2 separate regions of the Homo sapiens genome follow, and region 2 is linked to region 1. The links are chromatin contacts, found by Hi-C or POLR2A ChIA-PET in ENCODE. All regions are on one chromosome and are shown on one strand. Each heading gives the region's core, a stretch centred on a gene start or an enhancer-like site at or near the end of the contact. The rest is flanking DNA. Distances are from core to core; before and after follow the strand shown.

Region 1 (4,741 bases), core at 1,433-3,932:
AGCAAGACAGGTACCATGGGAGGGAATGTCCCTCTCACAGGGATTGGGGAGGTGGCATTTGAGCTGGACCTGGGGACAAGGGAGCATTTTTTAGAGCCAGACACACACAGTGGGGAGAAGAGCATCTGGAACAGAAAGCACAGCATGTGCAAGGACAAGGGAAGTGGGAAAAGGTGTATTTGGGAAGTATCAGCTCAGGACTAATGTTTCTCTCCCCATGGCCCCCACCCCCACCCCACACACACACACCCTCAATGTCTAGCAGGATCCATGTCAGCAAATGTTTAATTAACAGCTAGTGTTCTTTGGGAGAAATGCAGGCACAGCAAATAGTGTAGCAGATGTAAGACCAGGGCTGGGGTCAGAGAGTAGAGACTTTGACCACCAGAGTGGGGACAATAGATGGTGGGTGACCACGTGGAGAGACCCGAGAGCTCTGCCGCAGATTTGTGGGATAGGAGAAAATCTGGAGAGCCAGCCCAGTAAGGAGGGTCACCCCCACCAGTGCTACCCTGGCAGGAGAAGTCACTCCTGTCCCGCCCTGCTGACCCCATGGGTCCATGGCTTGGACGCAGCTCTGCCATCTCCTGCCTGGCCCTGCAAGGCCCCAGGGTGCAGATGTCACCCACTACCCAGGCTCCAGGTCTTATTTTGGTGGGTGCCCCGGACTCAGCTCTTGGCTTCCTCCCGAGGACTCAGTAACCTCAGGTCCATCTCAGGGCAGAGCCCCGTTGCGTCTCCCCTACATCTCCCAACAGACTGAGCGCACAAAGCGGGGAAGGAAGAGCAGGAGGGCAGATGGGCCTGTATGGGACTTTCTCACACCATCAGCCTGATATTGACCCTGGGCTGTTGGAAGAGCTGTGGTCTCTGCCTATCCTTCTGCCTACTGCACAGTCTGGCAAGCCCCAACCCTGCCTGGGAAACTTTTCAGGGCCAATTTGGGGAAGCAACTGAGGGCAAAGGATGCCAGGAGAGCAGCCTCATGCCAAAAGGATGAACAGACAGTGCCCACACCTCTAAGAGAAGGAGGGAAATTCAGAGAAGCCCCACTAATGACTCAGGATGTGTGGGCATAGGGCCAGATGTAAGGAGAGATTCTAGGGAGGGAAGTGGTGGGAGTGGAAGGATAGATCGTTCTAAGATTTATCCAAATGCTCCTGCTGAATTAGGACTGGCGAAACACATCCTGGGGCTCCCAGTCACCCCCCCACACACATCGTGGACCCCACCCACCCCTGAGGGGAGGCTCCATCGCCCTGGACCCCCAGGCCTTGCATCTATGCCTGCTGCTCTTCCTGGTATCTGCAGGGGATGATGCCCACACTGGCAAACAGTGATTGAGTTCTAGCTTTGGTACTAGCACCATCTGCTGAATGGCCACCACCAGATCTTGGGTACCCCTGCTAAAAATAAAGCTTTTGCTGTAGAGTGCACACAGATGGCAGACAGGGGGGCAGTCGAAGTTTCCTGTGTTGCACCCCTATGCCCAGCCCTTGACAAATCAGATTCCACTCAATGCACAGTGACCCGGGCCAGCGGATATTTTCTCTTTTAACAAAAGAGATAAAAGCAAGACTCAGGAAGGCTGAGGAACTTGCAGTTCACACGGCTAGTTTCATGCGTCCAGGATTCAAGCTCAAAGCCTGTGCACTCAGGAGCAGGTGCAGCAAGGTGCTCGGGAGGGGCAGCACCCTCCAATAAGGCAGCGGAGGAAGAATGCTTCAGGCCCTCACCATCCCAGAACCTTGTGACTCCCAGCCTGGTCCCTGCTGTCACTTGCAGTAACCTCCTGGAAAGTTACTGGGAAACTGCAGCCCATTCAGGAAGGGCCCTCTCTCCTGATGCCCCGTGCTCCAGCGCTCTAGCCCATGGAGTACAATTTGGTTGCCAAAAGCCTCTCCAGCCCTCAGCATCGTGAGAAGATGATGGATCCCCTAAGTGCTGGAGCAGAAGCAGCTGGTCTCCACCAACTCCTTAGGTTCCATTCCTTCCCTGGCCACACCCTCTTCAAAGGAAACCACCAAACTGGAGAGTGGCTCAGGGAGTCATAGGGCTAAGGAAGGGTCCAGAAAGCTTACCACAGGAGCGTGTGGAAGCATCACAGGTGCACAGCTGAGAGAAAGAGCAAACTGCAGGGACTAAGAGGGGAGCCTGACTTTGCCTCACCAATTCTGAGGCACTGTCTTGTGGCAGACAGAGTCTCTGTGGCCCCCAGAGGCACAGCCAGGCCCTGGGGGAAGCAACAAGAAGGTGAGCTCAGCTCAGCCCCTGGAAGGACATGTTAATAGCACTACCCAGAGTCACTACAGATTGCTGGGCAGAGGGAGATGAGGGAGGGAGCCCCAGTGTCAGGGGCTCTCCAAGCCACAGCCTGCCACCTGCTCGTAGGGAGGGACTCTAGAGCAGGAGAAGGGCAGTAGGGTCTCCGCCAGGCTCCAGTTGGCCCTGTGGCTCCCAAATCTGGAGCCCAGTGGCAGAGGCCAGAGGGTCTCAGCTGGCTACTCACGGTCGGTAACGGGCTCAACACGCAGAAGACGTGGGCCCCCCACATCCGGCGGTCCATGGTGAGCCCAGCAGTGGCTCCCTCCACCAGCCTCAGTAAGCCTTGGCTATCTTCCTTCCCCTGCTGTCCCCTGACACAGCCGTTTCCACCGCACCCTCTGCTTCCCCTTCTCAGGTGGCTGTTTGCATAGGCAGGAGCTAGCCAAGGGGACACAGACCGCTGAATATTCACCAGGATTGCAGGACACCTGCCCAGCTCAGCATTGACCCTGAGGTGGGACTCTGTTTCCAGCAGGCAGGGGCTGAGCCCCCACCCTCATCGCCTTCTACTCTGGCTATAAGTCTGCTTGTGTGTCTGTCCTGATAGCAAGGGCCCAGAGAGGTGACAGCCACAGGTCACTTGGTCAATATTCTCTACCACTTTCTTCTCTAAGCCCAGGTCTCTGGTGGCCATCATTGGAGTGACCCCTCAGATTGATGGGATCTTAAAGAATAGGAAGGGGACCTGGGCCTGCCCTTGGGAAGCTCCCAGGTTATTTGATGTGTGCTCCTAGCCTCATCCACAGGGCTGGAGAGTGAGGTCAGAGCTGTGTGGAACTGGTGGGGAAGGGGAAGGGTATGGTATTAGTGGAGATGGAGGGTTGGAATGGTCTTAGGAAAGGAAGTATGATCTGTAAGCACTGGCATGGGCTGGCCAGGAATGTGTCATTTCAGCAAGACCTGGGTCCTTTACTGGGCAAGGACGCTGGCCTGGATGGTGAGCTGAAGCTGCAAGCATCAAGGCTCTGGATTTCACATGGGGGCTTATCAAAATCTCTCCAAAACTCTCACGGCAAAAGGGGAAAATGAGGTTGGTTGGAAGCCTTGTGAAGGATTCATGGGTCAAGCCATCTTGAATAGGGGGAGGACAACTCTCATCGGTAGCAGAAATGAGAAGACTTACACAGCAAACTATATTGAACATTCATTGCCTGGTCACTTTTATTATAGTTTTAGACTTTAAAATGCAGGGTCTCCATTGGCCAGGCTAAAGACAGTGTTCTAAATGCCCCTGGATCTTGCACAGCACTTTGAAATGTCAAAGATGTCACCTCTGAAAGACCTGAATATCCCAGTAGCCGACAGGTCCTGATGTTTGTGTGCACGTCTCCACTCACAGAAGCTGCTGGGCTGCGTGCTAGAACACCAGACATGTTTACAGCCCGATCACATCATGAATGTTGAAGGCTCCTCGCCCCCGCTACATCTGGATTTAGGGCTTATTTTGACATCAGCAGGGGTTTATTTTTCCATTTTTCTTCATTGTCAACAAAATACTGAAAAAAAAATATTTCGAAACAAAAACATGAACCACCCCAAGCTCCAAAACCCTCCTATCCTGTGCAAGTGTTTTCATGAGCTTAACTGTGAAATGGGTGCAAGCAGCATGCCACACAGAGCTCTGCACACTTTTACACTTTTAGGGGAGAGCAGAGCTCCTCTCTTGGCAGGCTGAGAGCTCACGGGTTGGAAAAGCAGAGTGCTGAAAAGGTATAACTTGAAGGGAAAGCTAGAACCTTCTGTTCCTCAGCTACAAAGAAGCAACAGCACCAGGAAAAAAAAGTCTTACGATTAATCACTGTTGATAATTAGCATCAATATCATTAGCATTAATGATGGCTAATTATTGAGGTTGATAGTGATAATTAATAATAGTTATTACTGTCTAAACGAGTGGTTCCTAACCTGGAGCAATTTTGCTTCCCTAGGGGACATTTGGCAATGTCTGGAGACATTTTTTGTTATCAAAATAAAAACTAGGAGTTAGGGTGAGGAGTGGGGTGGTGAGTTGCTCCTGGTATCGAATGAGTAGAGACCAGGGATGCTATTAAGCATCTACAATGCACAGGATGCCCCCACCCTTGATCATATGAAGAATTATCCAGTCTCAAAGATCAATAAGACCAAGGCTGAGAAACCCTGCTCTAACTGTACATGTTCCCCAAGGATCCCTGCAGGCCTGTTTCTTCATGGAGCTGTCTTCTCTAGCTAATTCTGTATACACTCAGGATTCAAATTCTGCCTCCATCACTTGCTAGCTGTCATACATTTGGCAAGTCATTTAGCCTTTCTGAACCTCTGTGTTAGTACATTTGTATTGCTATAAGGGAATACCCAAGGCTTGGTATTATATTTTTAAAAAGAGGTTTATTGCGGCTCACAGTTCTGCAGACTGCACAGGAAGCATGGCACTGGC
Region 2 (4,741 bases), core at 750-3,249, 63 kb before region 1:
CATTAGCTAATAAATGCCCTTGAAACATGCACCCTCCAAAGTCCTGCAGTGGCAGTGTGGGCATCTGTCTGAAGGCCATTAGCCATCAAAGCATGTCCATTCCTCAGGCCTCTGTCATCCAGGCTGGGTTCTTGTCTTAGGCCATTAGTCTGGAGGGTCAGAGACCTGGCCCCTCCCATTTGATAGATGGGGAAACTGAGGTCCACGGCTGAGTGTTCTGGGAAGCAGGGGTCACTGAGAGGGCAGTATTGGGAGGATGAGGTGGGAGGGGGCAGCTGGGGCCTCCGAGCTACTTTCCCAGGCCCCCCTGGCTCCGGCGCCCCACCCCTCCCAACTCAGCCTTTGTCTGATTTGCTCCCTGTGACAGCTGGGGAGGCTGGGCCTCACCCTGGCTCCTGCCATCAGCCATCTCTGTGTGGCACTAAAGATCTGTGCAGGAGCCAGGCCCGGCAGCAGGCTTGGCAGGCAGCTCCGCGTTGCCCGGGAGACCACGGAGGAGGAAATCTGCGCCACACGGCTACCGAGGGCCAGATGGCCAGTGGTCCCAGAGGTGCCTCTCCCAGGGGCCACAGCCGCATATACACACTACTGCAGTCCCATGGATGCTGCGGGGCAGACGAGGAAACTGAGGTGCAGGGGGTGAAGGGCAGATTCATGGCCACTGAAGGTGTGTGGCCAGGAGCTGGGGACAGAGCCCGGGCCCTGCCTCCCGCGCCGAGCCCTGATGGCCTCATGAGGCTGCAGCCAAGAACATGGTCAGAGGGGCTCATAGGTGTCTGTGGCCAGGTCTCTCAGGCCCCCACCCAGGCCCCTCTGGGAGCTAAATTTCCCTCTGGAAAGACCTCAGACTCTATCAAAGACCTCTATTAACCCTTGTCCTTGGGAGCAGCTGCCTTGTGTAGGCCCAGAGTCTGAGGAAGGCTCCCAGCTCTGGGTGCATAGGATGTAAGTGGGCAAGCACTGACAGGCAGAGGCTAGGCTCTGTGTTAGGCCCAGTGGGGAGTCAGAAAAGAAGTGCTGAGACTGGGAGGCGGGACCCATAACCAGAGAACCGAGAGCTGGCTGGGCCTTGGAGATGGGAAGTCCACGGGCTTCATTCCACACAGAAGGAAATCAGTTGTGTATTGGGTGAGGGCAGGGTGCAAGTCTCTCAGGAAGGCTGTCTCTGGCCTGGTCGTCCCTCCTTGAAGCGGGACTGGGGGAGAAAGAACAGAAAAGGGCCCACTGCAGCCTGCCTGAAGGTGTCAGGCCTCCTCAGACCTCCAGAGACCCACCCACAGGAGGGGACCCATGATCCTCAGGTGGGCATGGTTATTCCACTCAAGGTGATTCTAACATAGCCGTTCCTCAGCCCTGCTATGTCTGGGATGCAAACCTTCCAGCCCAGTGCCTAGAAATGCTGAGCAGCCCAAGGCCCTGGGGTCCGGCCCTCAGAACAACTGTGACCTGCCTCAGACAGCCCCGAGGCTGGTGGGTGACTCTACCCCTTCTTCCAAAACATGAGTCAGTGAAGAGCCCAGACCTGGGCCTGCGCAAGGGTGGGAAGGTGAGGCTGAGACTCTTAGGGCTGGGAGACGGTGGGGTGGGGCCATCAGGAAGGGATGGGGAAGATGTGGAAGTCTTCCCAGAGAAGGGGAGGGAGAGAGCACAGCCAGCCCTGTCCCCACCTTCTGTGGAACGTCTGGAAATACCCAGCAAAGCTCCAAGCCAGGATCCTGATGGGTCCCTTCCGGTATAGCAGGGGACGGCTTGAAGGTCTTCAGCTCTGGCACTCAAGCATAAATTAAACGGGGAGAGGAGTCGGGCAGCCTCTCAAGGTTCACATAACTAAGCTAAATCACTCTACAGCCCGCTCCTCTTTGGCGCAAACGGAAATCCCCCCCACCTGCTGGAGCTTGTCACGCAGGCAGGGCAGAGTCTGCTCCCTGAGAGCTCGGAGCTGCCTGCAGCCTCCCGCCCCCAGCCCCCGCCTGCTGCCTGAGCTGTCAGCCCGACTCCCAAACAGGCTGATTATCCCCATCTGGGGAAAACAAAACATGTCAGCAGCGGCGCCTGAGAAGAGGGCTGTCTTCTTAGTGAGAAGTAATCTGAGGAAAACTCCCAGCTCTGATCTACAATAGGAAGTGAGTGAGCGACCTTGCTGTTCTTGACATTGCTTTCTCCTGATACGGACACAGGCAGGCCTCCGCCAGCATCACCTCCTCTGAGAAGCCTTCTGGGCCTGGGCTGACCCTGCCCAGGCTCTCTGCAGGGTCCCCTGACCCTCCCAGGGCCCACTGTGAGATTTCAGTCAATGGTCCTCTGTGCGGCCCTAGAGCTTCAGTCTATTTCAGAATGAGACTCTGGGTCACACCGTTTGTTGCTTTGTAGGGATTTTGGAGATGGCTCTAGGCTAGAAGACTTGTGGACTCCTCCAGGAAGAATGTTCCCGTGGAATCGGGAAACCTGGGCAGGCCGTCGGGATGCAGCGCAGCTACAGATCCAGCTTGTCTCCCTTTGGGGAAAAAGATAATCGTGACTTAGACCTTCACACCGCTCACGATTTCCTGTCTCCGTGCTTCCCCATGGGTTCCCACCACCTGGGATACCCTTCAAGCTACCTGGCATGCCTACATTTCTTCTATCTTAGTTGCCCCTAAAACCCCAGTTCAAAAACAAAACCCCAACCCTCCCTAGCTGAAGGGGTCCTCCTGCCTCCAGTGAGCCTTTGCACCTCCAGCTGGCATGGTGTTCATTTGAGGAGATGTCAGCCTGGGCTGCTGTGGTCTCACCTGTCAGCCCCTGGATCCAGCCTAGGGCCAGACATGGTCAATATCCTGGAAACATGCTAAGTGAGTGAAAGTGAAAGTTTCCTCTCTCCCAGCCTGGCCTCTCTCATGGCTTCCACCTCTGTTAGCTGCTATGGCTGCCACCTCCATCTTCTCCCTAATTTATAAGGAGGATCCTTGTCATGACACTTTATCCAGGGCCCTCCTGCCCGTCCTCTTAGGGAGGGAAACTAACATTCCCTAACTCCAACATGCCTTCATCCTGCCATGTAAAATGATAAGTGTTTTACACATTTATCTAATCTAACACTCACAGCAACAATGCTGTATATTTGCTGTAATGTTACCCACCTTACAGATGCAAAAACTGAGGCTCCGAGAAGATACAGACCTGCCCAAGGTCCTTGGTGGCAGAGTGAGGCTCGGTGTTCCAACTCTCTTGTTTCTGAGACAGGGCTCTTTCCTCTGCAATAGGCCACCTCATTCAACCTTCAACCAGAGTTCCAGTGACCAAGCTTCAGACAAAGAGGGCTGCTACTGGGAGAGCCCACACACCACAGCTCCCCTCCAGGGCGGACACTCATTATTATCAGCTAACCGTTGTGAGCATTTACCATATGCTGGATACAGGGCTAAGTGTTTTGCATAAATTGACACATGATAAATTGCAGATGAGGAAACTGAGGCACAGAGAGGTTAGCAAACTTGCTGAAGCTCATAGCTATTACGTGGCAGTCCATCTTCTTAATAGCATTCAGGCTGTGTGACACAGAAAATGTGGGTCATCTGCCTTTACCCTGCAGCTACACAGAATGCCCCCACCCAATTGAGGCAGGGTGCGAGCTCCCCTTTCCACCCTGCCTGCAGCTCCTGAGGGTAGCCCCAGAGTCCACCACCCTCTCTTTCCAAACTCTCATCCTGACCATGAGCTTGTCAAGGGCAGGGGCCAAATTCAGCCTCCTTCATTTCCTCCCACAAGGGAGCAGATACCAGAGTCAAACGAAAAGGGAGCATAATGATTTTATATGTGCATTTATGATGTTTACTCTTCCTGCTTCCAGAGCAAATGTAAGGTGGTTTCGAATATTGAAATGCATAATTAGGACAATAAAATTATTCTTTAAAACAGAGCTGTTGGGATGCAATCAGTAGGCAGGAAGATGGAGTTCTAGCAGGCAGCTGGGAGGAATCAGGCTGGGATGCAAGAACTTGGGTTTTTGTCCCTGGCTGTGCCACAAACGTCCTTGTGTAAGTCACTCCTTCTTTCTTAAGTCTCAGTGTGCCTATCCATAAAACAGGCAGGCCAAATATAGAATGCAGAGGGACTGAAGTCAAGAGACAGTTTTTCAAACTCTGCTACCTGGAGCCCTAGGAGTTCATCAAGGACACTCAGTGGCTGATATGGGTAGGCAGGAATAGCAGGGTCAGTAAGTGAGCCCAGGCCTTCCACCCACACTGCGATCAGATTGACTACTTTCATCTGTTTTAATCATTTGAGCTTCTAAGATGCCCAGTCCTTTGAGCTGCTAAAAATGTTTGAGAAACCACACTGGACAAGACTTTCTTTAAAGGCCTTTCCACGTTTAAGGCCCTCTGCCTTTCTTGTTGCCAGCTTGCCTACCCCCAGCAAGCCTCGGTTCTGGGCATAGCCTGGCATTCCTGATCTTGGAAGGACGTTTGAGCGCAGGGGTAAGATATGGGCATCCCTTGGGGAGGCGGCTACAGTTCAGGGGTTCACACGTGGTGGAGGTTGTTAAAGTGGAAGCCAGAATCCCTTTCCTCTCCAGGTAGGAGCTCACTCTCTGTCCCCAAGACCCAAGACTTGGGCATTGGTCTAGGGAGCTCATATGGTTTGAATTTGTGTCACTGCCCAAATCTCATGTTGAATTGGAGGAGGGGCCTGGTGGGAGGTGATTGGATCATGGGGGTGGATTTCCCCCTTGCTGTTCTCATGATAGTGAGTGAGTTCTCAA

What was found. Hi-C counts contacts between places; a loop is a spot of excess contacts on that map. ChIA-PET counts read pairs that join two places held with the same protein, here RNA polymerase II (POLR2A).
Region 2: a loop to region 1 is called in a map of Right ventricle myocardium superior, with 3 times the contacts of the local background. The contact joins the enhancer-like site here to the promoter of GHRHR in region 1. A Hi-C loop is called at or near these places in 1 of 168 maps with a recorded cell type or tissue (Right ventricle myocardium superior). POLR2A ChIA-PET finds 5 or more read pairs at or near these places in 2 of 52 experiments (H1 and WTC11).

What each region holds. Positions count from the first base shown.
Region 1 is chr7:30,961,894-30,966,634 of GRCh38, reverse strand. GHRHR (growth hormone releasing hormone receptor) reads right to left here and starts at 2,682. Exons shown (of 13, transcript NM_000823.4): 1 at 2,510-2,682. The coding sequence starts at 2,566.
Region 2 is chr7:31,024,534-31,029,274 of GRCh38, reverse strand. It overlaps LOC105375222 (a long non-coding RNA gene), which reads right to left. Exons shown (of 3, transcript XR_927160.2): 3 at 1-2,494. Among named protein-coding and RNA genes, the nearest start is that of ADCYAP1R1, 25 kb to the left of the region's middle. RefSeq lists enhancers at 1,691-1,740, 1,250-1,853, 1,854-2,457. Within about 2 kb of position 1,999, at least 5 of the 41 ENCODE cell types and tissues checked have a DNase peak (open chromatin) inside an H3K27ac peak, as active enhancers do.